Regions from separate parts of the Homo sapiens genome. Here region 1 is linked to region 2. Evidence: read pairs that join two places in POLR2A ChIA-PET (ENCODE). Cell type or tissue: B cell. All regions are shown on one strand. Links, peaks and the distances in the headings refer to the core of each region. The heading gives the core; the rest is flanking DNA.

Evidence for each region. Peaks named below come from ENCODE experiments on the same cell type or tissue, not always from the same donor. Only the 100,000 strongest peaks of a DNase experiment are listed, where the experiment ranks them.
Region 1: POLR2A ChIA-PET joins it to region 2 with 9 read pairs; 22 of 35 experiments call an interaction of 5 or more read pairs at or near these places.

The regions. Positions count from the first base shown.
Region 1 is chr22:43,003,211-43,006,120 of GRCh38, reverse strand. All of the region lies in intron 1 of PACSIN2 (protein kinase C and casein kinase substrate in neurons 2), which reads left to right. Among named protein-coding and RNA genes, the nearest start is that of PACSIN2, 10 kb to the left of the region's middle. RefSeq lists a silencer at 1,581-1,680. In B cell, for the core only: no CTCF peak of the experiment used is centred there; a DNase peak (open chromatin) is centred at 1,623.
Region 2 is chr22:42,843,389-42,846,298 of GRCh38, reverse strand. All of the region lies in intron 2 of ARFGAP3 (ARF GTPase activating protein 3), which reads left to right. Among named protein-coding and RNA genes, the nearest start is that of ARFGAP3, 12 kb to the left of the region's middle. In B cell, for the core only: no CTCF peak of the experiment used is centred there; no DNase peak of the experiment used is centred there.

The DNA.
Region 1 (2,910 bases), core at 149-2,648, 160 kb before region 2:
CTCAGGTACTTTTTATAAAGGCATGAGTGGCTGAGTGCAGTGGCTTATGCCTGTAATCTCAACACTTTTGGAGGCTGAGGCAGGAGGATCACTTGATGCCAGGAGTTCATGGCCAGCCTGGGTAACATAGTGAGACCCTATCTCAACAAAAACTAAAAAAAAAAAATTGTAAGGACACTAGTCCCATTCATGAGGGCCCTGCCTAATTAGCTTCCAAAGGCCCTACTTCCTAATGCCATCAAACTGAGGGGTAGAATTTCAACATATGAATTTTGAGGGGATCCATACATGCAGTCCTTTGCACCAGGATACTGAGAGCCCTTCCTCATAGGATTTTGGCGGGGCAGCATGAGGTGATGGACCCCAGGAGCCCAGCATGTGTGCCTGGTCACAGTGCTCATTCAGTCACTCTCCTATCAGTCTACGTAAGTGAATTTGCCAGCAAACTATACCTTTAAAGTGCCCAAAGTGATTTTATCCAGTTCTATTTAAAAATCCTTCCAGAACTTTTTGGACCTTTCCTTGGTGACTCGGGGTCACGGGTGTAGTCGCAGGTCATTGGTGTGGGTGAGGCCTCCTGCCCTGGCCCTGCATGGACTCCCCTCATATCCTGGCACTTACAGGGCCTGTCTTTCTCCCCACCACCTTTTGTAAGCTGCTGTTGGCACCTGGCCCTTTTGTTGGGGTAAGGGCCTGATGATGGTCATATCCTCCCTGGGTTTTGAGGGCAGCCTTGCCATGCAGAGAGGCCTTGCTCTCTTCTGGGTTGGTAATTCTCTGCCTGAGTTTAATGTGATGGATTCTAGAAAGCCTGACCCTGGGGTGAAGGGATGTTGCTTGACTACACGTAGTGACTCAGGATTGGAAGGGAGTACTGGTAATGATAGCTTATCCCTAGGTGATGGGAAATAGGACTTAGAAAGCAAATGATAAAGGTGTGAGCACTGCTCACCTGTGTGAAATTGTATTAAGATAACACGCAGCAGTGATAGTTAAGGCTTTAGAATTATAGGAAGTTTCTCCTTGTTTTCCACACAGTACCATTGCCCTTTTACTTTTAGATTAATGTTTAAGTAATAACTTTGTAATTAAAATAAGTATAAATAAAAAGAGCTTGGTTGTCTAGGCATTTGCATTTTACCAAGAAGCTTTCCATAGCCCTCATTTTGTTTTCAGGACAGCCTTGTTGATTTGTTTCCCTTTTCATTGTTTAGAGGAGAAAGAGAGTCAGAGCTAAAGGGGTGAGTGGTTTTGCCTGAGGCCACCTGCCAGGACCCCATATGGGCCTCTGAGCCCAAGCCCAGAGCGCCCAGGGAGGCCTGTGACGGGGCCTCTGCCTGGACCTGCAGGGTGGTCTTTAGATAGGATCAACTGTGTATTCTGAAGTTTCCTATTGAATGAAATGAAATCTTCTTAATGTAAAGTGATACCCAAACCGTAGTTTGTGAGCATTTTCATGTTTTAAACTGCATTTGTCTTTCATTATATTAAATTATGTTGTCGCCAACCGAGCGTGCCAAGATCATGAATTGTGGTCTTCAGAGGAACCACAGAGCAGGCAGTGCTCCCTGTACAGACGTCCAAGCCCGCTATTAGTGGGTTCTGTAGCTGTCTGATTGGCTGGAGCTGGCTGCCTGCTCGCCACTTAGCTCGCACGTGGTGATGCTTTAATTAAGCAATTGCGACCTTTGCTCCTGCAAATGTGTCATCAGATAAGGAGACTGGGCATGTGCCACCAAGGAGGATGTGCGTGGGGGGTGCAGAGTCAGTGGTGAGGGGCTGTCTGCACAGGCCCCCATGTTCTGAAGTTTCTGAGGGACCATTCAAGAAGCTTTACATTCCTGCCCATTTAATTCTTGCAACCAGATAGTGTTCTCTCCACTTGATCCATCAGTAAACCTAAGCTCAGAGAGATTCAGTGGCCTTCAGAGGGTCACCATCAGAGCTGGTGCTCTGCCTACCGAAGCCCACACTCATTTCACCTCCTCTGGCTGGCTGGAATAAGTAAGTTGTGAATCACTCTCAGATGTGAACATCTTTAAAAGATAATTAATCTTTCTCCCCCACCTCTGAGAAACATAGACATGAGGGAGATTATGTGTGTCCTTTGCTTAAGACGGCATCTATGTCTGTAACTAACTTGGTTTCAATAATCTGAAAGTTTACAACCATTTACACAGCAGGGAGATAAGGGCACAAAAGGGAGAGCTGCTGGGGTGCGGTCAAGGCCGTGGGTGACTCGCTGGTACACCCACCCCATGATGCATCCCACGTGGGACAGGAGGAAGATTCCAGAGGCCCTGGCTTAGGAGTGCCTCATCTTCGGCAGATGCATTTTAAAAGGCATCTTATGCTGTTAAAGAGCAGGTAGACAAGGGAGAAGAAATTGTGTTTCTGTAGAGGACTGCACTTTGTAAAATTGCGAAAGGTCTTCACATTTTGTCAACGTTGTGATATCACATAAGAGCATTTGCTCAGGTATATTAGAGCAGATATTTGTTTTGTTTTGTTTTATTTTGAGACAGAGTCTTGCTCTGTCGCCCAGGCTGGAGTGCAGTGGCGCGATCTCGGCTCACTGCAAGCTCCGCCTCCTGGGTTCACACCATTCTCCTGCCTCAGCCTCCCAAGTAGCTGGGACTACAGGTGCCCGCCACCACGCCCAGCTAATTTTTTGTATTTTTAGTAGAGACGGGGTTTCACCGTGTTAGCCAGGATGGTCTCTATCTCCTGACGTGATCCGCCTGCCTTGGCCTCCCGAAGTGCTGGGATTACAGGCGTGAGCCACCGCGCCCAGCCGATATTTGTTTTTATGCTTGGGATAATCATCACTTTTGTGTCAAATGACTTCTTTTTTGCTTTCTTTAAATCTTTTAAAAATTGAAGGTTCAACATAGAAAACAATGTTCTGAG
Region 2 (2,910 bases), core at 115-2,614:
ACTTGTGCAGAGCACCCTCAAACAGCCATGGCTTAGTCATTGCTGCCTCCCCCAGACAATTTCCAGAGATTTCCCTACTCCATCTTTTCTAGGGAAGGAACCAGCTAGGCTGCCCATCTGGAATTGTGGCAAGCAATCTTATATTATGACTTAAGGAATATCGAAATATTGATAGAACGTGATTATTAAAAAGGAGCATTTGTTTCTATAAGATAAAATCTATTATGATTCTTTGTCTTTTTTTTTTTTTTTTTTTTTTTGAGATGGAGTTTTGCTCTTGTCGCCCAAGCTGGAGTGCAATGGCGCGATCTCAGCTCACTGCAACCTCCACCTCCTGGGTTCAAGCGATTCTCCTGCCTCAGCCTCCCAAGTAGCTGGGATTACAAGTGCGCGCCACCACACTCAGCTAATTTTTGTATATTTAGTAGAGATGGGCTTTCACCTTGTTGGCCAGGATGGTCTTGATCTCCTGACCTTGTGATCCACCCCCCTCGTCCTCCCAAAGTGTTGGGATTACGGGCGTGAGCCACTGTGCCTGGCCTTGCCTTCTGTTTTCTTCTAAGAGTTTTATAGTTTTAGGTCTTACCTTTAAGTCTTTGATTCATTTTGAATTAATTTTTGTTCACAATGTCAGGTAAGAGTTCAACTTCATTCTTTTGTATGCGGATACCTAGTTTTTCCATCACCATTTGTTGAAAAGACTGTCTTTTCCCCATTGAATCAAACTTGGGGTTTTTTTTTGTTGTTGTTGTTTTGGGTTTTTTTTTTTTTTTGAGATGGAGTCTTGCTTTGTCACCCAGGCTGGGGTGCAGTGGCACGATCTTGGCTCACCTCAACTTCCGCCTCCCAGATTCAAATGATTCTCCTGCCCTCAGTCTCCTAAGTAGCTGGGATTACAGGCATGTGCCACCACGTCCATCTAAGTTTTGTACTTTTAGTAGAGACAGAGTTTCGCCGTGTTGGCCAGGTTGGTCTTGAACTCCTGACCTCAGGTGATCTGCCCGCCTCGGCCTCCCAAAGTGCTGGGATTACCCCGGCTAAAGCTTGTTTTTAATGTACTTTGTTTTCCAGATTGATCATTACCAGTTAACTTATGGTAACCTACTCTGCCCAGAGCAGATGAAGACTAGACTCAAGGCAATACCTAGTTACTTCTCTTCCTTCTGTCTTTACTGTGTTCTTTCCCTCTTTCTTTCTGCTAAGTCTCGCCCATTATAACCTCTCCTTCTTCCTCATCGCTAAAGAATACTTCCAGTTTAAGCCATTCCAGGAAATCGGGTGGTTTTATGATGTGTTCCTCCGTGAGGGAAGGAGTGACCTAGAGCCTGAGGGGCAGTACAGCAGGATCTGTTTGGGCCATTGCAGGTTTAATCACTGACCTTTTAAAAGTCAGATAAATAGAACTGTATGAGTCACAATGCTTGTAAATGATTCAAAAACAGCAATTAAAATTCATGATACAACCTTAGGGCAGGAGTCTAGGATTTGGGCAAGAAAAAGTCAAGGATGAGAAAGTACTCAGTATTGTTTTTGTTGTTATTTTTAAGGCAGAGAAGAGCTATTCTTTAAACATTTTTATTCCTTAAAAAAAACTGAGGGGCCGGACATAGTGGTTCACACCTGTAATCCCAGCACTTTGGGAGGCCAAGGTGGAAACATCACTTGAGCTTGGGAGTTTTTTGGGTTTTTTATTTTTTTTTTTTTTTTTTCCTTTGAGACAGAGTCTCACTCTATCCCCTCGGCTGGAGTGCAATGGCATGATCTCAGCTCACTGCAACCTCCGCCTCCCGGGTTCAAGCAATTCTCCTGCTTCAGCCTCCGAAGTAGCTGGGATTACAGGTGTGTGCCACCACACCCAGCTAATTTTTGTATTTTTACTAGAGACGGGGTTTCACCATGTTGGCCAGGCTGGTCTTGAACTCCTGACCTCATGTGATCCACCCACCTCAGCTTCCCAAAGTGCTGGGTTTACAGGCATGAGCCACAGCACCTAGCCGAGCATGGGAGTTTGAGGCTGCAGTGAGCTATGATCTCACCACTTCACTTCAGTCTGGGTGACAGAACAAAGACCCTGACTCAAAAAACAACAACAACCACCACCAAAAAAAGAAACAAAAAAAACCACTAGCTAATTGGGAAAAAATCCAAGCAGCCCCAAAATATATAAAGTCTCTCCTCTAGAATACTTTTCCCCTCTTCTTCCCCTCCCACTGCCAGACACACACACATGCACTGCTTCCTGTGTGGCATGGGTGGTGTGCATATTTAACTGGAGTTTTTTTTCTTTAACTAGAATTTCAAGTCAACAAATTTACAGAGGAAAAATAATTTATAAGTTATGGCTTTTGCCAAGCAAAGGGGGGAAGGCAGATTAAGAGTATATGGAGAGGGCAAACTGCATTGGTTGCTGACTGCTCCCAGAGTGGACCAGATTGAACTGACCTCTGCCCCTTTTCACCTCCATTGCTGGGATCTCCATGTTTCAGGCTGCTCCTCCCCTCTAGCTCTGTTTTTTCTCAAGTTTGCCGTTACGTATTTCATGAGCTTATTAAAGGTGAATGGGATCCCTGCATCGATCTTGTTGGCCTGGGGTTAGGGACAGGCTTAAATACAACGTAAATAAGAAGATAGACTGCAAAGTTATGCATGAGAGATGGAAACTAAGTCCTGTGCCCACTTCTGGTTGGAAAATAAGGCAAAGTTTAAAAGAGGTAACATTTGCAATGAACTTGGAAGGTTTGGTGAGGTTTTGATAATGGAGACAAGGCCGGGCATGGTGGCTTGCGCCTGTAATCCCAGCACTTGGGAGGCCGGGGTGGGAGGATAGCTTGAGCCCAGGAGTTTAAGACCAACCTGGGCAACATAGTGAGACCTCATCTCTACGACAACAAAAAAAGATAATGGAGACAA